5 separate regions of the Mus musculus genome follow, and all the other regions are linked to region 1. Evidence: chromatin loops called from intact Hi-C (ENCODE). Cell type or tissue: heart. All regions are shown on one strand.

The links. Peaks named below come from ENCODE experiments on the same cell type or tissue, not always from the same donor. Only the 100,000 strongest peaks of a DNase experiment are listed, where the experiment ranks them.
Region 2: it touches region 1 in a loop (3-fold over the local background); 2 of 42 quality-filtered maps call a loop at or near these places.
Region 3: it touches region 1 in a loop (2.1-fold over the local background); 2 of 42 quality-filtered maps call a loop at or near these places.
Region 4: a loop joins it to region 1, with 2.9 times the contacts of the local background. A loop is called at or near these places in 8 of 42 quality-filtered maps.
Region 5: it touches region 1 in a loop (3-fold over the local background); 2 of 42 quality-filtered maps call a loop at or near these places.

The regions. Positions count from the first base shown.
Region 1 is chr17:78,415,999-78,420,998 of GRCm38, reverse strand. Fez2 (fasciculation and elongation protein zeta 2 (zygin II)) reads left to right here and starts at 2,847. Exons shown (of 8, transcript NM_199448.3): 1 at 2,847-3,166. The coding sequence starts at 2,916. In heart, no CTCF peak of the experiment used is centred here; DNase peaks (open chromatin) are centred at 1,578, 2,868 and 3,238; H3K4me3 peaks cover 1,637 bases; H3K27ac peaks cover 1,182 bases.
Region 2 is chr17:78,194,383-78,199,382 of GRCm38, reverse strand. Gm32282 (predicted gene, 32282) reads left to right here. Exons shown (of 2, transcript NR_168063.1): 2 at 32-133. Among named protein-coding and RNA genes, the nearest start is that of Gm32282, 3.1 kb to the left of the region's middle. In heart, CTCF peaks have their summits at 403 and 2,072 (motif pointing left); DNase peaks (open chromatin) are centred at 362 and 2,072; H3K4me3 peaks cover 172 bases; H3K27me3 peaks cover 1,531 bases.
Region 3 is chr17:78,248,269-78,253,268 of GRCm38, reverse strand. The region is part of intron 2 of Crim1 (cysteine rich transmembrane BMP regulator 1 (chordin like)); the gene reads right to left. Among named protein-coding and RNA genes, the nearest start is that of Gm41620, 31 kb to the left of the region's middle. In heart, no CTCF peak of the experiment used is centred here; a DNase peak (open chromatin) is centred at 2,468; H3K27ac peaks cover 233 bases.
Region 4 is chr17:78,359,984-78,364,983 of GRCm38, reverse strand. All of the region lies in intron 13 of Crim1 (cysteine rich transmembrane BMP regulator 1 (chordin like)), which reads right to left. Among named protein-coding and RNA genes, the nearest start is that of Gm52306, 28 kb to the right of the region's middle. In heart, no CTCF peak of the experiment used is centred here; a DNase peak (open chromatin) is centred at 2,433; H3K27ac peaks cover 349 bases.
Region 5 is chr17:78,201,420-78,206,419 of GRCm38, reverse strand. The region is part of intron 1 of Crim1 (cysteine rich transmembrane BMP regulator 1 (chordin like)); the gene reads right to left. Among named protein-coding and RNA genes, the nearest start is that of Crim1, 3.7 kb to the right of the region's middle. In heart, CTCF peaks have their summits at 2,734 (motif pointing right) and 4,007; no DNase peak of the experiment used is centred here; H3K4me3 peaks cover 1,376 bases; H3K27ac peaks cover 718 bases; H3K27me3 peaks cover 574 bases.

The DNA.
Region 1 (5,000 bases):
GATTTTGGATCGTGTGTAGTCCACAGTCCAACATACAATACTTAACACATACTTATGGGGTAAAATGTAACTTGATAAATGCTTACAATTTGTGATAATCAAATCAGGGTAATTATCATTTCCAACCCCTTAAAAATAATGGTTTCTTTGTGTGTGGTCTGCTCAAAAGTCTTTTTAAAACAGGAAATCAAATCAAAAGAAGTCACCTTTTCCTTTTTGACAAGCAAACACATTTTTTTTCTCCTTAAATTCATGGGTCAATATAGATTTCTGTTCTTTCTGTTTTTATTTTTCTTCTCTGTTGGTTGTTGTTGTTGATTTGTGTGTCTCTGTCTTTTCATACTTACTAAATAAACTTCAGTGTATTTCTCCTCCACACCCACTGGTGTCCCCTCTGATGCCCTGTCTCCAGACCTCCCCTTTGTTCAACTAACTCAAGTATTTCGTAACTACTAAAAGAACCTCTTTCTGAGTTTTTCACTAGAAAATTTCCTTTATAGACCTTATCTGTTGCTTAATGAGCTTTTAGCATTTGCCAAGCATGATACTTTGACAAGTAGACTACACACACACACACACACACACACACACACACACATATATGTTCCCCGGTTCCATTGCTCCTCTGTTTTCCATCAGAAGGGAGCAGGCTTCCCAGGGATATCAACTGAAGATGCAAGAAGAGGCACAAACCTTCACATCAAGGCTGGATGAGGCATCCTAGTAGGAGGACAAGCATCTTAAGAGGAGGTAAAGGAGTCAGAGACACCACACCCCATTCCCACTGATGGGAGTCCTCCAAGAACCCCAGGCTACACAAGCACAGCCCATAAGCATGACCTAGCCCATAAGCATGACCTAACCTATAAGCATGACCTAGCCCATAAGCATGACCTAACCCATAAGCATGACCTAGCCCATAAGCATGACCTAGCACAGCTGCACACAGGCTCCATGCTTCAGGCTCGGTGAACACTCAGTATTTTCTTTCTTCGGTTCTGTATTTTCAGATTAATTATATGTTTAGGTGATTTACATGTTACATGATATACTTTTCCATTTTTTGATATGTAGGAATTTGACTGCACTGCACTGTACGGCTGAGATGTTGCCATTGTCAGCATTTGTGTGACACATTATTTAACGCATCCTAAAGCTGGTTTTCCATCTTCTCTAGTTTTGAATATAAGTGCTTGAAATTGTTTTTCTCAGATAACTTTTCTTTCTTTCAAAATTTAGTTTAAGTTAAAACTTTACAAAAATCTTTTCCCTCTCAGCTCCCCCGGCCCCTAAATTCATGGCCTAATTTTCTTTAACTACCACTGGCACATGTACAAACTAACCTTTCTTAATCTATCAAGTGAGGAAACTCCTTCACACATGATCATTTTCATAAAGGTCTCTAGGAGCTGGTAGGAAGTAAAATAGGTATAAAGTAGATAAGTTTGAGTGAAGCCAACGTACAAAATTAGGCTCTATGGAGTGATAAAGGAGGCCGGCTTCCTCCTCAGGGGGCCCCTGGTGATGGACTGTGTAAACCCGAAGCTGGTGCTTTGGTTCAAGCTAGAAGTTAGCTGAAGGGAGCAGCCTGTCAGGAAGGAGAAGAAGTGCTGACAGGACATACTGAGTGAAGGGGCGAGGGAACAGAAACTTGAAACTGGGTAGTTTCTAAGAAAGGCTGAGTCAAAGAGTCTAGAGAAAGGCTGGGTGGAAGAGCATGGTACCACAACATGGCAGAAATGGGTCTCCTGTTGAATGTCTTCTTACATTCTACCACTTAACACTTCCTTTTACCCAAGGAGGGGCAGGTATTGTTTGCAAGGAAATTCATTGGGCATTTTGTATTTAATTATATATAAAACGAGCTCACTGGATTGAGTTGCCCAATAAATTTTTATACAATTCCTGAGTAGACACTATATATGTATATATATATATATATACATATATATTCCCTTTTAAAATGTACTTTTCTCTCATACAATCCCTTTGACTGCAGTTCCCCCTCCCTCAACTCCTCCCAGTTACCCCCTTCCCCCTCTTCCCCAGCTGCATTGCTCCTCTGTTTTATAACATTTTATAATATATTATTGAAAGATGTTTCACCCACCTGAATGACACATTTGAAGGAATAATGATTCTGTCTATTATTGGGCATTTACTGCATCTGCCTACTTTCCTTGATTTTTGTTGTAGTTAAATGCATGTGATAAAACTATAATCCTAGCCATCTTCAGGGTACAGTGTATATGGCATACAACAATCACTGCTCTTTACCTTCATGGATAATTTTATTTTGCAAATAAACAAACAAATAAGAAGCTAGGTCTATGAAAAGAAAGCTTTCCATACCTCAGCCATGCTTTTACAAGATTTAATTTTCATTAAATTTTAAAGGTCGGGCTACAGTAATGAAGAAGTGACCATGCATAGCAAGCAGGTGAGTATTTATTGTTGAGGCATTTTCTAAGTACTTTGAGCATATTCACTCACATAATTATTAGCAAGCATGCGTTTTGCACATGGGAGAGATGTATTTGTGGAATGGATTTTGGTACCAAGCAAACATTTCCCAGTAAATCTTGTCAATCTAGATGGAGTGTTAGAAATGTTCCTATGGGGCAAAAATCTGACAGTAAGTAGGTTTAAAGAAGTCTTCCTTTTAGCCACTTTTAGACAGGGACACTGAGGGAAGTTGTTTCTAAATGCTCAAGAACATCGGAAGTGACTCAACTCGGTTAAGGTCTTCCAGAAGACTCAGGAAGGGAAGACTTTAAAGTCAGCTTGGGTCTCCGCTCAACCAAGAGCTGGAGGACAAGGGGCGTGGCCTCAAGTGGGCGGGCACCGTTGGGGCGTGGCCTGGAAGCGACAGGGCGTGGCTGTCTGACCGGGGCGGGGCGCCGGCAGCGGGCGCGATGGCGGCTGACGGGGACTGGCAGGATTTCTATGAGTTCCAGGAGCCGGCCGGGAGTGTCCAGGAACAGGAGAACTGTAACGCGAGCCCGGAGGCTGGCGCGGGGGCACACGCGGGCGGCGACAGCTTCCCGGCGCTGGCTTCCAGCCTGGAGGAGAAGCTGAGCCTGTGCTTCCGCCCCACGTCGGAGGCCGAGCCCCCACGGGCGGCCGTGCGGCCCATCACGGAGTGCAGCCTCCTGCAAGGGGACGAGTGAGTGCGGGCCCCGGAGCGGGCGGGCGGGCGGGAGCGGCCCCAACCTCGCCCTGCCCCCGCCGCAGCCGGGAGTCCCCACAGGCCCCGCCCCGCGCCCTCCTTCTTCCTCGGTCGCTCTGAGCCCCGCCCCGGGGCTGCCGGCCTGGCCCTGGAGTTTAAATGCCCGCTGTTGCCCTGCCTTCCTTCCCCTTGAACCCTCCTGCAGACCCCTGTGTGCTTCCTTGTGGAGACCCTGCCTCCTGGGGCACGTGTGGCTCAGTTCATTCATTCAACTCGCTTTTCTTAAAGCCCCTGTCATGGGGCCTGGCACTGGGGATGCCGAAGTGGGCATTGCTCCTCTCAAGTAGGACACAAAGTGGGATGGGACATAGGTTGGTTAAGCACATGTTTTCCGAGTGTAATGAGTACTTTGATAGGTATTTGTACCGGATACGGGAGATTTCAAAGGGGATGTCCGAATGAAGACTTTATAGCCGCTAACTGAATCCTTGATGGAGATCTGGGAGTTAGGCAGAGTGCAGAGGTGTGAGTTACCATTGAAGTTATAGAAGTCTCTTGGGCCCACAAGAACAAACTGTCACAGAGGCAAAAAGTAAATGGTAGCCCTTACTAATGATATCTAATAGTGTATCCAGAAGACCAGTGCACAGCAGCAATGGCTCCCGTTTTCTCTGTGATTAGCTTCAGTGTGATGACATTCACAGGGGTTGATGAAAGCGCTTTATTCAGACACTTTTAAACCCAATTATTGTTTGTTTACACGAGAGTTGTAATTATGTACCGCATCTTTTCGTGAAAATCTAGCCAAAAGAATGGTGCGAGCCAGTGAGCTCGAGTGTTTTGTTTGCAGGGTGAGTGGAGACCCTAAGAGTACTGGCCCTCTTGGAAGGTGATGGGTAGGACCCGTTTCCAGAACATTGGGAACACAATGGTGGCCGGAGACACTACATGTTAGTGAGGAGAATTGAAACAACAGCATTTTTTATTACATCTTAATAATTTTGTGTGAGTACTTGTGTGATTGTGGACGGGTAAAGCAAGCCTGTCAGACGCATCCTTGGAGTCAGACCACTTGTACAGTCAGCTTCTCTCTCTCTCTCTCTCTCTCTCTCTCTCTCTTTTTTTTTTTTTTTTTTTTTTACAGATCCCAGGTCTCCGGGGTCATTGGTCTTGCTTGATGCCCGGTATCTTTAGGCACCAAAACCATGGGAGGAATTCTTGAACTATGATAAGATTCATGGCATTAAAGAGTTTTAATTTCTCAAGGAATTAGGAAATTTACCAAGAGAGAGCAGAGAGAGAGGACCTATGCTAACATGGGTGACTAGCCATGTTCTCCTCAAGGGCAGTGGAGGTATAAGTGTATGGTGGGAGTTTAAATGCAGAGATAAGCATGCGGTGCACAGCAAAAGGTGACTTTTGTAGATTTTCCCCAAAGAGCAGATGGCTTCCTCTATGTAGATTTATAGACTTGAATTATTGAGACTTACTGCACATTCAGGATTTTTAAATTTATATTTATGAGTACTTTACTTAAAACAGATGAGTGAGTGTAGCTTGTACCAGGATTCTTAGAGAAGACCTATTTTGGGTTCAGCTGGACTTTCTGGAAAGTTTATTTTAGCCTGTGCTTCAGAGTTAGGTGGCTGTAAAATCTAAACTATTTTGTTGCTTTTCCTGTTTTGTGTCTTGCAGCCCATGCTGGCCTTGAACTTGCTTTGCAGTTCAGGCTGACCTTGAACTCCTGGTCTTCCTGCTGCCCTTCTTGTGCTAAAATTATATGCATAAGCTGCTAAGCCTGGTTTTATTTTATTACCCTTTTCCCTCCATT
Region 2 (5,000 bases), 220 kb after region 1:
CTGACTGTGCCGTTTTGTTTTGTTTTTTCAGGCTCGCGAGCTAAAGAGGCGTGTTTCCCTTTTCTTCCTCCCATTTTTCTTTCCTAAAAGATTTATCACGAATGTATTAATAAAGAAGATGGGTGGTAATATATTCTTTGTGGCGAGACATGAAACAACTGGAGAGGAGCTGTGCACATGTGGAGGATTTCTCCTCAATGATTTCAGAGATTCTCCCAGTGATAGCTCTGATCCCTCATCAGGAGAGAACCAGTGGCCCCGTCGATGTTTTCTCCGTGCCCCCTTACAGGAGTATAAATAAAACAGCCCAAGGAGGGAGGGGGGAGTGATTTGAATCATTATGTAAAACCCGCCTGGTGTTGGAGCAGGTGTGAAGTGGGCTTGGCTGCCTGTGCATGGTCTTGCTGCAGATAGGTGGCAGCTAGTTAGATCAGGAGCATCATGACTAATGAGCCAAAAGTTAATGGCACCAGTACAAGGAGAAAGGACACAAAGATGCCTTTGGAATTTTGTTTGTGGGACAGATTCATATTTCTGCAGAATATTATGGTTTATCTGTGGTAGTCATCATCATCAACAACAACAACAAAAAAGCCAAAGCCACCAGTGTAATATTCCCCTCTCCATCCCATTAGAAAACTATATACATTTATACTGAAGAGAGGAAATGTCTCGTTAATTATACTGATTGTTGGGGAAGGAGGGCTTAGGGAACCGTCAATATTGGAAAGGGGAGAACACCCCATTTTCTTGGGGCTTATAAGCTGCTGTTGAGGTGACGATTCTCCAGGCATTTGTGACACATTTTACATGGCCCTCTCTAAAAGGTCCTCGTACCCTGAAGCCCTATAAAAGTAAAGGGTGAAGTCATTTACAACTTGCTAGGTTTTCTTTTAGCAAAACCAAATATTGAAACACATAATAAATGTTCGTGTCTTGTTGCCCAACGAGGCACTAGTACTTCATAGTGGGATTTGCCAACAAACTGTCATCACTGGACCTTGTTAAAACATCCCTTCCAACCCCTGCAGAGGTTATCTGAACTTCTGTTCGAATGCAAGAATAAAGACTTTATTAAAAACATAAGCAGATAATGTTGTTAGACTCGGGAAAAGTCAAGGTCAGGAGAGAGAGAAGAGGCAGAAGTGCAAAGACAACACAGCTTGAGAGAGTGACCTCACCCTGTCTAAAGCACCATTCTTTGTGCTTTTTCCTTTTAGGGCAATACATTAAGAATTGGGAAATACCACAGATCTGGGAATAGACAAGCAACAAGATGGAGGCCTCTACCCATCCTTCTTGAGACTTTATAGTTAGAAAAACTTAGATAAATAAGTACAAGGTAAGAAAAATTAACAGGCTTAGAAAATACTAGCTCAAGAGAATGTAGACTCTATGTTTGCCATAGAGTTAAGTCATAGAAGAAAATAGGAATCTTGAGTACAGTAATTAGTGGCAAGGCTCTACCCGATTCTCCGAGACCCGTACGTGACCCGTACGTGAGCTAGGAGCTCAGTTAAAACATTTCTTTTCAGGAATCCAGCAAGATGTGAGGTGCCCACGAGCTGAGGCAATGCTAATCCATAAGGGATCCTGCTGTCTTTAAGGAAGGGGGTAGTTCAGCTTAGCATGATAGCTATTGGGTGCTGAGTGATAGAATAGGCTGGGAAAGGTTACATGGGCCCTAAAAGACACTTGAAAATGTAAGAATCAGAGCTTACATGAATGTGGTCTAATGTCTCTTTCTCTGAGCATATTCCCTTATTCTACAATAGTTCAAGTGCCTTTGGTTGTAGTGTTGATCTCCTTATAACACAACTATTAAGCAGCTCCAACCTCACTCAGTCAGCCCATTGGAGGGAGGCATGCTTAGGACAGGCATGAGTGGAAAAGGAGAGTTACATGCGAAAGGACACTTGGATATTTTCTCTGACCCATCGGGAGTCTTAGTAAACATCTCTAAACAAAGCAGATGACAGGCGTGTGGCTCAGTAACCTGAAGAAGTGGAGGGAGGACAGCAAAAGGAGGGAGACTTTCTGAAGGCCATCTGGAGGGAAGAGACAGTCCGCCCTCTATTGGCCACTGGGCAGGTTGGATCAGAGCGGGGATTCACTGTGAAAAGCAAAGTGCCAACTGGGGCCCAGCAACAGCAAGTGGGACAGGGAGTGCAGTAGACAGAAAGAATATGGGAGACTCGGAGCCTGATGCAGTGTCTCCCAAGCTTTCCTACTGGAGTCACATTCTCTGGGATGGTCACGCTGTTTATGTGTCCCTGAAGTGAAAAACAAAACAAAACAAAACAAAACAAAACAAGACAAGACAAAACAAAAACGAAGACATTATCTTTTGAGTAAGATGTATTATTAGAGTAGAGCGATACAAGGGACAAAAAAATCTTTTGTCTTATAAAAAAAAATGTTGCATCCATATCACAGGAAGCCATGACGACAACAACAGGAACGAATCCTTTTATCTGAGTCCTCCCGTCTCCCTAAGCCCTAGCAAGCTTTACTGTATAAGGATGCTCACCAAGTCTAGGATCAGATAATTTCAGAGGTAGAGATAAAGTCCTAGATTGAAGGCTCACTCACCTACTTTTCCACTCTAGATCTGATGTCTGGGCCATGCTGTCACCGTCCAGTACATCACGTTTAAGGGAGTCCTTGTCTTATCTGCTTTGCCAGTGAATAACAGCTGCTTCCGAGGCACTAACTGGGTAGCAAGACCTGTGCACCGAACACGACCTCTTTTGAAGGTTCTGCCAGAGCCTTGCTCTTTCTTTGTACCAGTTTAAACAGTTGCGTGTGCACTACAAAGCCGTTCTCTCCTCTGTAGAGTGGAGACAAGAACACCAACTTCCCAGAGAATACTATCAGGAAGTGCACATTCTCCTATGTTGCTTTTATTGGGAGAAGCTCACTGAATGCATTTCCAACTATTCAGCCTGAGATGGTGACTCATCCAGCCATGGCTCCAGGGACTGGAAATGTGGCCACAGGGGTGGAAAGGGAATAAAGCAGACAGACAGACACACACGAAAGCTGGGACCAGGCAGACTGCGCTCTCTGATGGAGTAGCTGCAGCTCCTTGGAAGCTTGGGCCGTAAATATGAGGGCTGCTTTGACATCCCTCTGAGCTTCATCTGGGTCTGAGGCCTTGGTCTTTGACATGGCTATGATCCATGTCAACAACACAACAGTCACTCAGGTCTTAACTCTCTCCCAACACGTGGGCATCCTACCTGTCTAATTTTTGTCACATGTAACCATAGGACACTTGTCTGCCTTTTGTTTGCTCCTTTGGCTTTTCTTGGGATGGCCTCTTAGATCTGCTTTGGCAGTCAGCATTAGTGTTGGGTTTCAGGTTTTTGTGACAGTTTCTCATCTTGAATGTATTTAAATGTCAGTAACTAATGATCATGGGAAAAGGAAGAGCTAACACTTTTTATTTTATGTGCATGGGTGCTTTTGCCTCCACGTGTGTCTGTCCATCTTTTGCGTGCTTGAATCCTCTAGAAGAGCAGCCATTGTCCTTAACCACAGAGCCACATCTCCAGCTCCATAGCTAACATTTCTAAAGCCAGTATGTTCAGCACTTCGTAGAGGTTGATTTCATTCGACCACACAATCCTCTAGCAGTCTAAAGCTGGGCCTCACATTCCTCTGGGGGAATGGCTTAAATTGTCTTCATCTTATAAGTGAGAAGTTTTCGTCTTGGAAGGCTGTGTTTATGGATATCAGGTTTGGGCTGCATACCTGTTTTGCCTGAAAAGCCTGTCTCTTTAACTGTTTCCTGAGGTTAATAGGGCATGACAAATGGCTTTCCCAGAAGTGGAGAACCAGAATAGACAGTTCCAAATATGACACCTGTCCAAGAGAGACAGGGATTGTCACACGGAATAAAGAACTTCAGGAAGAATCCGAGGGTCTCCTCCCTTGTCTATGCTCTTTCTTTCCCCAGAAGGCCCCCTCTGTCTTCCTATTGGTGCCACAGATTTAAAGATGCCACCTTCAGATGGCTCCATCTGCTGATTGACAGGCAAAGGTTTTGTTTTCTGTGTTCTGTGTTCTGTGTAAGTTCCAGGACAGGAACAGCACATGATGTTACACAGAGAGCATCCCTGTGTGTGTGTGTGTGTGTGTGTGTAACAAACAAACAAAAAAGAGTAACTTGGAGCTCACCAACCCATCTTGTTCAGGTCTTTCTAGGATGGTGGGCTATAGATAAACACCTCCCATCCTAGGCAGGAAAAGAGGAGAGAAAAAGACAAGGGGAGAAACACAGAACAATAAGAGAGGAGAAAGAGGGGGAGGCAGGAGAGTAGAAAAGATGAGGAACAGAAGCGGAAGGAAGAAAGTAAGAAAAAGAAACACCATTGGCTTATAATAATGGGCCGTATTTTTATACATCTGTGAAGGCTTCTTTGTCTATATATGTGAAGTATCAAATAAGATATACACTCTAGTTCATAATTGCTTCATTGCTCATACTGGTCTTTAGAACCCATAACTCCATCTTCTTCCCGCTGAGGAGAGTGTGTGGGTTGCCTGTTTCACTGACGGTGTCTCAACACACCTTTAGGCTTTTGCTTGTTTGGCACACATTTTCACTGTCACAAATAAAGGTACGGTCACCATGACATTATCAAATATTTGTCTGATTACTCTCCTTGGTAAACTCCTAAAGTGGAATTATCTGTGGGTCAAAATTGATCCCATTTTGACATGCACTGGCATATGGCTTTCCAGAAAAATTTCATCCACACACATTCCCTCAATCTGTGAAGATTTACACCTTCTCAGTGTGAGGCCTATGCATTTAAGACTTCTCTCTGCTTATAGAGAAGCAAAGAATCTTATAGAATTCTCACCCCTTTTTAACTTTAAAATTCTTTTCACATCCATCATTACATTAAATTTTGTTTTTTTTCAATATCATGAGATTTCATCCATATCTCACCAAATAGTTCAATTTTTATCAATTACTAACTCATATAATG
Region 3 (5,000 bases), 170 kb after region 1:
CAAATCAACTTGTATCTGCCTCAGCGGGCCCTGGTTCTCCAGGGATTCCAACACTCACATAATCATGCCTGAAACAGTAGATGCTCCTGGGAGAAAACTTAAAGATTTTGTGAATAATTTTAGAGAGAAGCCAAGCAAATTGGGATATGAATTTTGCTGATGTCCCTAGGGAAGAATAACAATCATTCTTCAAAGATCGGGGGGGGGGGGGGTACCTGGGTTCCCTTACCTTCCAAACACCATCCACACAGGAAGAAAGGGTTGCAAAAACTTCTCTACCTTGATACAGTTCAGCAGATTCCAAAGGCTCACTTTAACCCTCCATCCCTCCTCATATGGGAAAGGGTACCCACGACTCAAGGTAGAAAGCTGGTGATCATTTCCAAATCCATCTCCTAACCTGACCCCCAGGACTCCAGCAGAGTATTTCCAGGACACAAGGATCCACACCCTTCTCTCTGCCTCTTCCATCAACACCCTGGTCTGGCCACCAGGATTCTCCTTCAGTGTTGAAAAGAATTCCCCCAATAATCCTGCAGCCCCCAGGGAAAATCAGCTTTTTTTCAGAGTGGCCAGAGTTGATTTCATAAATAGCACTTCCTTCTATCACAGCTGAAGCTTAAAGCACTGTTACAGATTCCTAGTGCATTGTGGGTAAAAATCAAAAGTTATTACTTTACAGTCTGTGTGACGGAGTTCTTTCCTAACCTCTCCTGCCACCCAATTCTTGTGACTCCCATGTTAGGCGATTTTCTCCCACAGTAAGATCACTTACAGGTGTCTCTCCGGGCTTGTTATTTATTTATTGTTTAGTATAATTGCTGCTATGATTAATTTTTAACTTTGGCTTTGTTTTGCTTTATTGAGAAAGGATCTCGCTATTACAGTCTTAGTTGGCCTGAATCTTGCGATTTGAACCAGGCTAGCCTCAAACTCATAGAAATCCACTGGCCTTCCAAGCTCTGGAATTAAAGATGTGCACCACTGCGCCTGGCACAGATTTTCGTTTGTATGTTTTGTTTTATAAGATTTACGTTTGAGGATATGTATATGTTTATGTAGATTTATATGATGTATATGTATATGTATATGTATATGTATATGTATATGTATATGTATATGTATATGTGTGGGCATGTGCACAGGTATCTGAGACCCTTGGATCTGGAGTCAGGTAGTTGTGAGCTACTCAATGTGGGTGCCTGGAGGACCTCTGACAAGAGCAGAAGTATTCCTCATGGCAGAGCTGTCTCTCTCCATCCCCTCCTCTAGGCTCGTGGGCCAGGTAACACCTTTCTCCCTTTAGTCCAACTCACAAAGCCATCTCTGCAGATACAGCTTTCTCTGAGTATCCTGTCTCCGTCTCAGAACCCTGGGAATCAGCTCCCACTCTATGATTCTGCTCATGCTCCATGCAACCACAGGACTGGGAGGGACACTGCCTTGCCCACCTTGTTCATCTTGAGCTGTGTGGCACACAGCAAGTCTGCAACAGGTATCAGTGAGTGAGTGAGTGAGTGAGTGAGTGAGTGAGTGAGTGAATGAACACACTGGGGAATGAATGAATGAATGAATGAATGAAGAGCAGATGAATGAAAAAATGAACACACTGGGGACTATGACTTCAGACAAAAGCTTTTCTGAGTCAGTTACCTTTGGAAAACAACTTTCAAGGGCTACTTTTCAGAATCTTGCTCGTAAGCATCCATGCACACGTTACTTCCCCTAAGTCCTCTATGTCAGCACATCACAAACCAATGAAACACTACGGACATGGAAAGCATGAAAATGCTCTACCAAAGGAAGGTCCCACAAAAGCCATCTAGGTCAGAGATGCCGTGTTACGCTATTCAACGTCGAAGAAAACATCACACACACACACAAATCCCCAAGGTGCGAAGCTGGGAATTCAGGATAATGCACACATACTTCCAATTATTTGTTTTGAATTTTTTACTAATGGAAAGAGAATCGGGTCTCACTGGTCTATCTCAAAGGCTTAAGTGACCTTTTACTAAGGATAAAGGACAGACTGGCTGAAATTCTAAGGGAGCTGAAAGGAAACACTGCCTGTCTGAATACACACACTTTACAAGGACTTCAATGGAAACCAACTTATTTTCTCAACTACAGAAAAAAAAAAAGAGCCCTTGAAGAAATAATCTTCAAACAGCTGGAAATCCAAGGGAGTATCCAAAAACCACATGAAATGGAATAACCCGGTCACACCTGACAAAGATTCAACAGGTCCAAACATAAGACAGCATTCACCCTATCCCGCACTGGCTCCACGTAGGTGTATTTAGACACACACACCTAGGTATCTAATTTTGTCTGAAGTTTGGGTTTGTGTGGGCTCCTGTTGGTTGGTTTTTCGGTTCTAGACTTCCTTGAAACAGCAAAGCCATTCAATCAGGCCCTGCCACCCAGCACTGGGCAGGGACGTTGCTTTTGGCCCCGTGACTGCCCTGTCCTTTCCAACTTGTTTGAAAAACCTGTGTTGACTGTACTGTGTGGAAAAAAAAATGAAAAGGAAAGAAAAGCCCTGCTGTTGTAATGGTGCCAAAAGGATACAGAAACAAACGCAGATGCTAGAATTTAAGGCATTTCCTCTGCTCTGGGACTATGTCCGTTAACTGAAGGTCAAAAGCACATTAAAGGGCCCCGGGATCTTAAAGCCTTGGGTAGATTTTTTTTTTTTTTTTTGGTCATCCTCTCTTTTTATTAGGTATGCTGGCGACACACATTTAACTGACATTTAACACACTAGAGTTTATTCAGCAGCATATACGGAAAATCCGAACATTACTTCCAAGCTCAGCTTATTTAAAATCCTAGTGCTTTTTTTCTTAACTGATAGTCCAAGTCCCTTTAAAGTGCCAGTGGGCGAAGGAAGTCATTCTTGTGCCCAATTCACATTTACTGCCTCCTTATGCTGCAGTGTGTCTACGCATTGTGATTTCTAACACTTTGGGAACATTCTCTCACTTTTTTTTTATTTTTATCATGCATCAGATGATAGTAAATAACACACGCTGTATCCACTGTCTTGCTCTTTGTAGCAAATCAGCCATGATCATAAACAAATGGTCATGGAGGGAGCGAGTCACGCCATTTGCTGCTATGAGTTGTAATGGATTTTTCGGAAACAAATCTGAAACAGAAGGAACTTTGGAGGAGAGGAGTGGCCAAAAAAAAATAATAATAAAAGAAATCTTGCTGGGCTTGTTACTGGAGAACTGACAGTAAAAAGCATGAAGCATCGAAGTCCCCTCGGGATTTTGTATACAGCTCTAACATGCAGTGAAGACTTCAGTGCCATAAAATTCAGCAAAATCCTCCCACCACAAGAATGGCCAAATACAGGAGCTTCTCCAAGACAAAGTTTCACTTAGAGCAGTGGTCCTCAACTTCCCTAAGCTAGGGTCCTTTAACACAGTTCCTCATGCTGCGGTGACTCCCAACCATAGTCTTTATGGCCAGAGGTTAGAAGGGCATCCATAGCCATCAAAGAGGAGCAAGGCCTTCAGGAAACTTGTAACCAGGGACTGTAAGACCACAGGGGACTCCAGCCATAGTCTCATTACTACTTTGTAACTAATCTTGCTACTGCTAAGAATTGTAATATAGAGATCTATTTTCTGATGATGGTCTTAGTAGATTCCTTTGAAAGTCATTAGACGCCCCCCCCCCCCACACACACACAAAAGGGTTGTGACCCAGAGGGCTGAGAACCGCTGACACAGGGAGAGCTGAAATGGCCTTGACTCTGACAGTTGGAGACCTGACATCCCACGACAGCTTTACCTGTGCCTCCATTTTTTCCTCTCCATAGATAGAAAAATGAAGCAAGCAGTTTGTAAGTTAATAGTCACTCTTCTTCCATTCATCAGAATTCCAGAATGTTCTACATAACTCTGCTGAGAGTCCTCATGGTTACCAGTGGGTATGCCATCTGATCCTGACCCATGACACCTCTTGCCTATTCAGAGGAGACAAACTTTCTGACTTGTTGCTGTAGAAATGTCAACAGAAGGAAGACAGTATTCAACTTTATCTGTTGTGTTTCCTTTGCTTTGTTGGCATGTGGGAAGCTGATAGACAACATAGTTTAATAGCAAACTTGGGTGTGGTTGTCCCAGTGATAAGGGAAATGAAAGTGGAAGGAGGTTGAATAATATTTATTTGAAGAGTTATAGCTTGTTCTTTTCTCCCACAGATGTTTACAAAGCGTATAAAAATCACACCGGCTCTTAGAAAGAATGGCTGGAATGTCTGTATAGCCAGGGAATCCACGGCCATCAAAGAGGAGCAAAGCTTTCAGGAAACTTGTAACCAGGGACTGTAACACCATTACCAGCTTTGTTATATTTAACAGCACATATGTGGATGTGCACACACACACACAGCAGAACTAATGAGACAGACACGCTGATTGCCAAGTATTACCTATTAGTCATATATACACATATGATTACACATGTTAATCCTTGATGTAGAAAAACAAAACAAAACAAAAACAAAAACAAAAAACTTCCCAGAGGCATTTAGCAGACATGGGTCCAGTCAGAGAGGCATAAAGGAACATGCAGATAACATTTTTGAGTCACACATCATGCTAAGATATATAACAAGACCACAGCCTAATTCCATTTGCAACATTCCTGATGGACAGAGACAAGCTGGCTCTCAACAGGAAAGCATTTAGAAGATTCCAGTCTGATTAGCGAGCAGAGGGCCAACAGGTACTAAGAAAGTGTAAATCTTACTTTCTCTTCGGTAAAGCAGAGAGAAATATTGCTGTAAATGTCATGTGGGAAGTAGTTAGGCCGGTTAAAACCCTGACTGCTTACCAAGCCCTGGGATCAGACACAACCGAGAACCTAAGTTTCCGTTTCACACACCAGAGAATGGTGTAAGGTCCCTTGAGGTCAAAGCTCCTAGAATGACCAAAAAGAGACAGGTCAACACACACACACACACACACACATACACACACA
Region 4 (5,000 bases), 56 kb after region 1:
GAAAGAACGAGCACTCTGAATACTTAGAAGGCGATGGGCTCGGGCAGGGGACTTTGGGCCACAGAATAGGTGAAGAAACTAAAGTCTCGTGCGCTTTGTCACCCAAATAGTGGAACCCATTATGCTAGCAACCCACGGAGAGACCCGGGCTCGCAGTCCCTCAGAGACAGAGTCAGAGTTTCTGACCCGCTAAGGAATGTGCAGCCCCTGGGGAACTGCCCACACATGTGAGCTGACTGCTACCAGACCAGTTGTTTATCATGGTTCCCCTGAAACTCTACTCATCCCTGAAGACCCTAAAAGCAAGTCACGTTCAGCTTCAGTTCATCTGCAAATGACTTCATTCAGATTTGAGATCAGATTTGAAAAACTGTGTGTGAAGATGTTTAGGGCATAGCAGATGCCAGCCGGCAGGCAGACACTTCTTGTGTTGGCTCCGATGTGCACTGGCTTCCTTCAGAAACTCTGAGGCCACCCCATACACTCAGTGCCCAGCAAAAGCTAAGCTGGTGCTGGACTTGAGGTGGGTCAGAATTAGTGTATGGCAGGGTGTGCAGAGAGCCTGACTCAAGACTCTTAGTTGAGCCCCATGTCAAAGACACCATTCCTGGTCTTGCTTGAGAAGTCTACCTGAACCAAAGTACCAAAACCTTTCATTGCAACGAAATATGTTTCTCTAAATAGGGTATTAAGAACCAAGCCATACTGTGCTAATAGTGAATTTTCATGTGAAGCAAGCAGATGTGACTCTTGCTTTCAAGACAGTCCCAATTTACCAGGGCAGGTGCCATCTGGCCCAGGAAATAGTAAGATAGATTTTGGTTAATGAGTCTTCCTAGAAATATTTTTGCTTTTTACTCGGTTTCTCTTGAGAAGTTAGTGACTTCGGTAGAGGCTGACACAGTATAGAGCAGATGTTGGTTGCTAGATGGACCACAGGTTTAAGAAACCTTCAGAATGGAAAAACAGGGGCGAGTCTATGCAACTTGAAGGTGTTTGTAATGAATTACGAGTCACTGAAGTTTTCTTGTACTTAGCCTAAGTGAGATTACGAAAAAGCCACTCAAAGCACCTAGCCTGGTGAGGAATGCAGACCTAGGGACCGAGTTTCAATGTAACTACTGGGTGTACACGCTATCTGTTTCTTCCCAAATGCCACCGCATTGCTCTGCTTATGCACACAATGACATCATGTGCTTCGGCTATTCAATACCTTGCTTGGATTATTTGTAACTTCCACTTACTGGATGACTGCTATGTGCCAGGCACCAAGATGAGTATTTCACATGAGTCAGTCAGTTCCATTTGATCTCCACAGCTCAGTGGACACAGTGATTGTTTCAATCCTACAGAAAATCGAGGCCCGTGGAAGTCAAGTCACTCATCTAAGCTGAGGACAGGAAGTCGGGGTGGGACAGGAACCAGCGCGGGCATGGTTCTCCAACCCACACATGCCTTCTTGCCTACCAACAGAATGACGACAGGAGAACGTTCCAAGGAAAACATCAGGGACAGCACCGATACAAAAAAAAACATTTCCTTTTAAAACCAATACACTAGGGATTAAACATCCCATGAGCACGATCCGGAAGACACTGCCTTAGCATCAGACAGCTCTGGGCTTTTCCACTGGCAATGGCATCAGGGGCCAATGCTTTAAATATTCAGGCGAGACAGTCACTATTTCAATGGTTATACCTTGATTTGATAAGCTATGGCATTTTACTTCCTCATCAGGGGCCCCTTGTCTGACCTTATCAGATTCAATCTGAAATGGCCTCTTTCAGGTAATTGTTTTGTTTTTTGGACACTGTCAATATGGTGAACATGGTGGGCTATCTTATGGTGGGGATAGGTTTGCCACAATGGTTACATGACAGAGGCTGTTTAAGTCACAGAATCTCTCTCTCTCTCTCTCTCTCTCTCTCTCTCTCTCTCTCTCCCCTCTGTATGCAAATTCAAGCAACAGTATCTTGTACAGCCCAGGAGCACGTAACAAATATCCAGTGCCCTTTCTGGAGCAGCACTCAGTGTGGTTTCCCCTCTGTCTGTCCTGGATTCTGGTTATAAAAAAGGTGACAACTGTTCAAGCCTTCCATGTTTATGCCAGCTAGGCTGAATTCAACTGTCTAAACTTGACCATCTCCTGTCTTTTCAAGATAAGAATAAAAGCTTAACAAGCTGTGACCCTTGGAGCCGGCTTTTACTACTTGAGCTGTTCTAATTACAAAATAAAGTTCGCCAATGGCTTTGGCAGCCACAGTGCCTTTTGCCTCTTTCTGGATTCAACCTACAGTCCCAGGAGTCACTCATATGGACCCAGAGGCCCGCTGACTCCGAGGAGTGCTGTACATATGAGCCTCTGCAGAGGAAGTGTCTCCGGGCTGCTTCCTGTTTCCTCCACGGAAGGATACAGAACCCCAAACCCACTGTCACCTGCGTTCCAGTTTCGGTTTCTGCCTCAGAGGCAACCTTCTCGGACGGACACTTTGGGTTCTAATTCTGTTGTGGTGGTCATGGTGTGGGAGTCACTTCCTGAGAGGAAGCCAGGCGGCTTTAGAAATTGCATCAGTTCTTTTAAATCTCCTGCTACACTACAGAGTCCAGGAAAGTAATTTACTCTGGGATCCTGGTAGCCAGGAAGCTAAAAGGTGTTGTGGCTTTAAGAAATCCCCGTTTATATCAGTTCAGCACAGTACTACTCTGGGACCACTTTTCCTTCCATAGGTATTGAAATGCTGGCACACACACTCACAGTATTGTTCTTAACTCTTGGCTTCATTCGCCAACAGGGCCTATTTCCTCTGGGACATGCGTTCAGAGCAACATGGAGGCTTACATTTAGTGGGTGTGCCAAAGGACTGGCTCACTTCAGGGTGGGGACTAAGCTTGAAATTTGAAGTGTGTGTATGTAGCTTAGCATTTGTCTGTGTATGCACATGTGTGTGTGTGTGCACTGTGTGCATGTGTGTCCCCAACTTATATTTTGCTGTGGTTTCTCTTACTGAACATAGAACTGCCAGACTTGCTGGCTAGCAAGCTCGAGGGTCTGTCTGTGTCTCTCCTCTTTCACTGCTAGGGTTACAGATGTATGCTGCCACAACTGGCTCTTTACATGGGTACAGGCAATATCAGTGTACACTTCCCATAATGCATTACAATTCCTCTTCCTAACCCAGAAAGGAGTAAGGCACACTTTCTGATAAAGACACTAAATATCCCTGGCCTGTACTATAATTTTTCTTTATCAACTTCAGTTGGGCAAATGAGTGTCATGTTTGGAGTGTCATGTTTGTCACACATACAATGTGAGCAGCCCACTTGAGAAACTAACGTAATTATCCCCCCCCCTTTTTTAAATGTAAAGGAAAGACTTAAAAAGAAACTTTAAGAAGCTAGAATTTAAGTAAACAACCAACAGGTCAGTAGGTGCAGGCTCTGAGCACTCTGGCTAAAGGGACAGAGCAGACTCCAAGAGCGTGAAGAGGGAGCTCAAGTGGACTTGTGTGCATGCAAGTCCTGATCAATTTCAATGAGGAAAACCAGCCAATCTTAATGATTTTCATATAAAAAAAGAGACAGACATTATCATGTAGTATGGCTGCCATAAGCCAGTGGCCATCAAAGTCCTTTCTTCAAAACCCAGTTCTATTTCAGTTCATCTATTTCTCCGGATGTGAAGTCTAACTCTATTATAAAGATCAAAAGAGACTTCCAGTTTCTTCAGCATAGTGCAATAAAATGGTTGCTTCAAATCAACAGAAGAATTATACATGTTCCCGAGTTCCACGAGCAGAAGTCTGACCAGCTGGTTGGCAGTGACTTTTGGGTGATCCCTATTGCATGCAAAGAGGACACGATTTCTCAGAGAATGTAATTCTTGTTCTATTATCTACTGTGTGTTGGTTGGGCACTTCAATGATTAAGTTCAAAGAAGTTGTTCATTTTAACTTTAAATGAAGTGTTGTTTTATAGCTATGCCTACTATTTCACAGTAAGGTGTGTGTGTGTGTGTGTGTGTGTATGTCTGAGTGCGCATGGAGATTATACAACAAAGTAATTTTGGAAATGAATAAACATATTCTAAATGGCAGGCAGAAACGATGCAAGATCAAAGTAGCTCCAAAAAGGAAGAAAAAGACATACAGCTTTCTTTAGGATGTCAGAGTATTGCATCTTGTTAGAAAAATCTAACTAGCAGGATGTCCTACTCTCTACCCTTACAGGAGATGTTTCATACTGTGAGCCATTCTCTGCCAGCATCGTCCAGGGGGCCTTACCAAGTGGCTCCTTCTGGGAAAAAGTCTCCACCCACCCCTTATCACTGGCAGGTAGAAAAATCAGGTTTGGTCTCTTGTACAGAAATAAACAGGAAAGGGCAGATGCTGCTGCGCTCTGAGACCCCAGTGCCAGCCTCCAGCCCTCAGCCTTCCTCTTTAATATGAAGCCATCCTTTGGCAAGGGGTTCAGACAGATGCTATGTCCCAGCGGTCCTCCCTGAGTCAACTGCAAACATAAGAATCTCTGTTCACAATGTTGAAAAGGATGCTAAAGGGAGAAACAAAAACTGTGCATGGAAGACGCAGACGGAGATGTTTCTAGTGTGCAGGGCAGGACCCGAGCAAACTGAAATCAAACACTGTTTATTTTTGGTGCGGTAACTTTAGACCAGTTCCAAAGTTAGTACAGTAGATGACAACCGGAATGTTTTCCTCTGCGCACCCTCTAAACAATACGCAGGGCCCATTCTGCTTCTGCTGCCTTTCCATCACCTCTTGTTCCCTTCTTTTCGCTTAAGCAATTTTAATACTCGTTCTCACAGTGATGGTGACAGTCTGGGGCCCCCCCCCCGCTGTGACTGGCAACCATGAAAGGAGGCGAAGGGAGGCATGGGGCTTCCCTAGGACAGCGTGCCCTCCACACAGGGTCACAGTGAATACCACACAAGTAGCTCGTGAACTCCTCACGTGACACTAGCTTCTGAAACCCAACGTCAGGGT
Region 5 (5,000 bases), 210 kb after region 1:
TTCATAATGCCTGCACTCTGTCTCCCCAAACTCCTCAAGCAGATGGCTGGATAGGAACCAAGCCATGGAGAGCAGAAGCCTGTACCGAATCTCCTGCTAGCTCCTGTACATGGATGCAAGGTCCAGAGTTTGGGGACTGTTCACTTTTCTTCGTAAATGAACCTGCCTGAGGCAGGTCAAGATGCTTACTGTCAAGCCTGCCACCCTGCCACCCTGAGTTCAGTCCTCAGTACCCATAGGGTGGAAGAAGAAAACCAACTTCCAAATGCCCTCCGACATCCACAAGCACAAACACTGGCACATTGCACACACATGCACACTCACACACGTATTCTCTTTCTCTCTCTCTCTCTTTCTCTCTCTCTCTCTCTCTCTCACACACACACACACACACACACACACAGAGGCTCTCACAAAGGCATGCATACAGACAATCTTACATTCACACACACAAACACTATTTCTCACACACTTTCACACTCATACGTGCACACACACTTGCTCACATACACACACTCTCACATTCACACACACAGACATGTCTCATACACACTCACATACACACACACTTTCACATTCATATAGGCACATACTCTCACACACACACACTGGCATTCACACACACACCAATATTATCTCACATACTCACACACACACACTCACACACTTTCACATGTATACTCTCATACACAGTAACTCACATACACACACATGACTCATTCATATTCATACACACTCATTCTCATACACACTTCCTCACACATTCTCATACATACGCAAACACGCTCTCTAACTCACACACACACACACACACACACACACACACACACACACACACAAGCTTGCCCACACAAACACTAAAAATGTTTTATAAATGAATGGGACTTCTGCTTACTTAATTGTATCCCCAACACACTGCTTACAAAGTTTCCTAGTCTCTACCCACATGTTACCAGCAGCGCATGTCCTGGTGCCTGGTGTTCTTGCCTTTCTCCCCTACAGTCCGCAGCTCATCTGTCCTTTGCCAAGTGTTTTATGTGACAAGACTCCTTAACAGCAGCGAGAATTCTATAAGCCTGACAGCGCAAATGAAGGTCATTTTGCCCTGTCATTTGTGTATGTGCAGTGAATAGTCGGTCCTGTGTGTTTTGTCAATATTTACTCTGAGGAGGAATTAATTACTTCCTTGTTTACTTGAATTAAGTTTCTCTTCCCATACTCTGCTAACATCTTTTAGACGCCCTCTGCTCGCCTCTCTCTCTGGTATCAAAGCGTGGACCTTACCTAAAGACTTCTGAAAGTGAAAATGAACTCCATTCATGACTCAAAAACATAGTCTGGAAGCCTGGGTTTGAGATGTTGCCCTAACTTCAGTACAAAAGTATTAGTCTTTCCCCACCTCTCCTTTATTTAATTTGTAAAAATCCATAGACTTTAAACTTCGGGTCCTCCCACTGAACAAAGAGGACAGCGTTCATGCAGTGTGTACCCTGCTGGATGTTTTGATATGTCTACCTGGTCCTGGGTGTCTGCTCCCTGGGCTCACCTCCCACCTCCCACTCTCCCCAAGCGGGCACCTTCTGCTATTGACTATCCCAGAAGACAAATAACGAAACTGTAACTTCCCGGGGGCAGTTTAGAACACCGAACCTTTCTCTCTGCTCTAAGTTCTCACCACACAATCTTAAGTTCTCTGTGCTGTCCTGTAAACCGCCACGGAAGGGAAGCTAAAGCAATGGGGAAAACCGAGTTGTGGCAGTAGTTTTGAAGTCTTGGTGCACATCTGCTGTCACGGACACCTGACTCTAATGTCGCACTGTCCTCAGGACAAAGCTCAACAGTGTCCTCTCCATTCTTAAGCACTGTCCCAACAACGGCAGACTCAAGCTAGCAACTTTATCACCCTAAGACAAACAGCTACTGGTGCTCTTCCCCCTGCCCATCCTAAGGAAAGCATGAAGCCTAAGGCCTCTTTCCAAATGTAGTCCTTACTGCCCAATCAACATATTCTTTCTCCACAATCTCACTTCATTAGTTTTTAAAGCTCAGATCCCTTAAAGAGATCTCCCATACAGACTTCTTCCGAGTAGAAGGCCAAACTTGTAATTTTTTGGAATTGTAGGCGATTTCCCTGGAGACAGAAAAAGCAGTCCGGCTAAGATTCTGCAAAGGCCAACAGGAAGGTTCACAAGATGCAGGGAAGCAGGAAAGGGCACTGCTGCCTCCAAAGGGCCAGGAGGCACTGTTCAAGACTGAGAAACGACAGAGAGCTGGTGAACTGGCTCCATTCTCCATCCTTCAAGTATGCATAGTCACTAACGGCCTCAATACAGGGGAGACACCCTAGTGAGCACGCCACTTGATTCACAATTCCAGTTGTTTAGAAATTAATTTTTTTCCTTCAGGGTTCTTCTTGTGGGTTAGGATTGTTGATCTATTTTTAGGGATCACTGTGCCATAAAAACCTGAAACAAAAAGACTAAATTTGGGCTCCATTCTGATCCAACTCATTCTGTGAACTGTGTTTAAAACACCACCACCCCCTTGCCCCAAGACAGTCAGTATGGAAATAACAAACCTGTCTGCAAGTTGGCAAACAGTAATATAAATCTGCACTTAAGTCGCATCTTCAAAAGCAGGCGGATTAGTCCTATTTTATACCATGATACTATGTTTTCTCAGGGTAGCAAACTAAATAAGCTTTCAAAAGAGTTTTCATTAACAGATACAACCAGTAGGGGTCATTTCAGCGCAAAAAATGCAGCGCAAGAGACTTTCTACATGAATAAAATATATCCATCCCTATTCATGTGTTATGATAACAATACACACGAATTTCTGAATAAAAATGGAAACTGAGGGAAGCACTGGCCATTGAGAAATTTTATGCAAAGTTACAGAAAAAAAAAAAAGAAAGAAAGAAAATCTGGGGGGGTACCTTCTAGAAATCGGTGACTCTTGAAGATTCCTCTAGTGCTGCAAAGGGTTGTCAGCTAACTTACGTGGTCCATGCATTTTACAGTAACGTGAAGATATCTGACATTTTAGACCGCTGAAGAAAGACCTCTCCAAATGTAAGCATTACATCATGCCAAAAATTGTTGTCCTTTTTTTCTTAGTCTCGTGGCTTTAAGATTTTTACTGCTGCTTTTGGTGAAGGAAGGAAGAAGGAAGAGAGGAAGGGAAAGAGTCAAGGAAGGAATTAAGGAAGGAAGGAAGGAGGAAGGACGGAGGGGAGGAGGGAGGGAGAGGAGAAGGGAGGGAAGGAGGGAGGGGGGAGCGGGATGTGCCCATAGCATTCAGCTGAAAACAGGCCTGCTAACTGAAATGTGTTTCCAGAAAGCACTAATTGAAATACACTCATGTCAAGAAACACTTCCAAGCATTTTCAAGGCCAACACTTTGTGCACCTGGTGTTACCAGGAGAAAGGCAGGCATGAGGGATGCATCATTTCAGAGGAATGACAGGCTCCCTAACAAAGTGCCAAAATCATGCTGTACTGTGACATGGGGCGTTGCTGCCAAAACACTTGATTACTGTAAATGTTCCCCCAAGCATTCCCTTCACCAGGAACACATGAAAAAACAAACAAGGGTCACCCTCTCCTGAGCCTCCCAAAGCCCTTCTCACTGCCCCGCAGTTTCTACTGCATTTAACCATGTCCCTCCCAGTTCTTTACGAATCTATAGGAGTCTGAGGCAAGTTAGGCGCTCCACATGGCAGGTTACAGAGAAGCATCTTTCAGCCTAAGTTATTCAGAATGCCTTAAGTCAAAGCATGTGAAAGTCTATCAGTCTGTCTGATGATCATTTTCCCTGAGCTGAGAAAAAAACCCACGTTGTTGTCAAAGGAGACCAGGAGGGCCTTTTTTCTGTGTCAGGAAAATTAGGTCCTGCAGGCTCTATGCTAAAGGAGCATATCCTCACCCCACCCCCACCCCACCCCCCTGTCCCCCCAGTGCCGCCATCCCCCCTGCACACTCATTACTGCCCACTAGCTTCCAAACCAGGAAGGCTTCCCCGATTATTCCACAACTGTCCAAAACCTTAAAACCACACGCAAAAATAAATGCATGTGTGTTTAAAGAGTTACCACAGTACTGAAGCCATTTAATACAGCCACCTTTGTCCTTTCCAGCATCTCAGTTCGACACACATCACACACACACACACACACACACACACACACACACACACACACACACACGAGGATACTTCAGGATACACCAGTGTCCTGTCCCAGGGGCTGGTTAACAGCAGTAAAGGCAGAGAGCAGTTGTCTTTTCTTACAAGTGAGCCCTAATCCCTGGCAAGATACCGGGAACAGCATCGAGGAGCCCAAATGTTTGATCTCTAGGAAGACAAGGACCCCACTTTTAACAGACAATCCAGTCCATTGTCAAAATAAAAGAACTCACTATTTCTCTCTAGACCTCAGACCTAATCGGGCACCTTGAGGCAGAAGTAGAGCCATGTGCTGATGGAGGCCCACCGGGTCCAACAGTGCTTCCGAAACAGGGAGGCGCCACTATCAACGCCCCCGCCCTCAGTACATCTACACACAGCGGTGCATGATGCGCCACGGTGAAGCGAGCAGAGCAGAATCTGCTGTCAAACAAACAAAAAGACAACAGCACCAGCTCTAGAAACACGCAGAGGTTGGCTCTTGAAAGGAAACCTCTTGTAGTGAACCATAACTTTTTAATCCAGGTGCAGCCCCCACCCACCCCCTTCAGCCATCCAGAAGAGTAAGCCTTTGACCGTTTCCAATAGGCAAATAAATGAGTAATCGCCATGTGCAACTTCGCCTGGACTGACATACTCCGGAGCTGAAACTGATTTATTACGCGAAGGAGGAAGAAGGAGGTGAAGGAAGAGCGCAAAGAAAAAATAGTAAGAGTCACATAGGGAGTGCAGGCTGGAGCACAGGTCTACTCCGCTATCAGAAGCCGGCTGCGCGGACTGCGTACGCCCTCGGTGCCACACTGCGCTATGCGGGC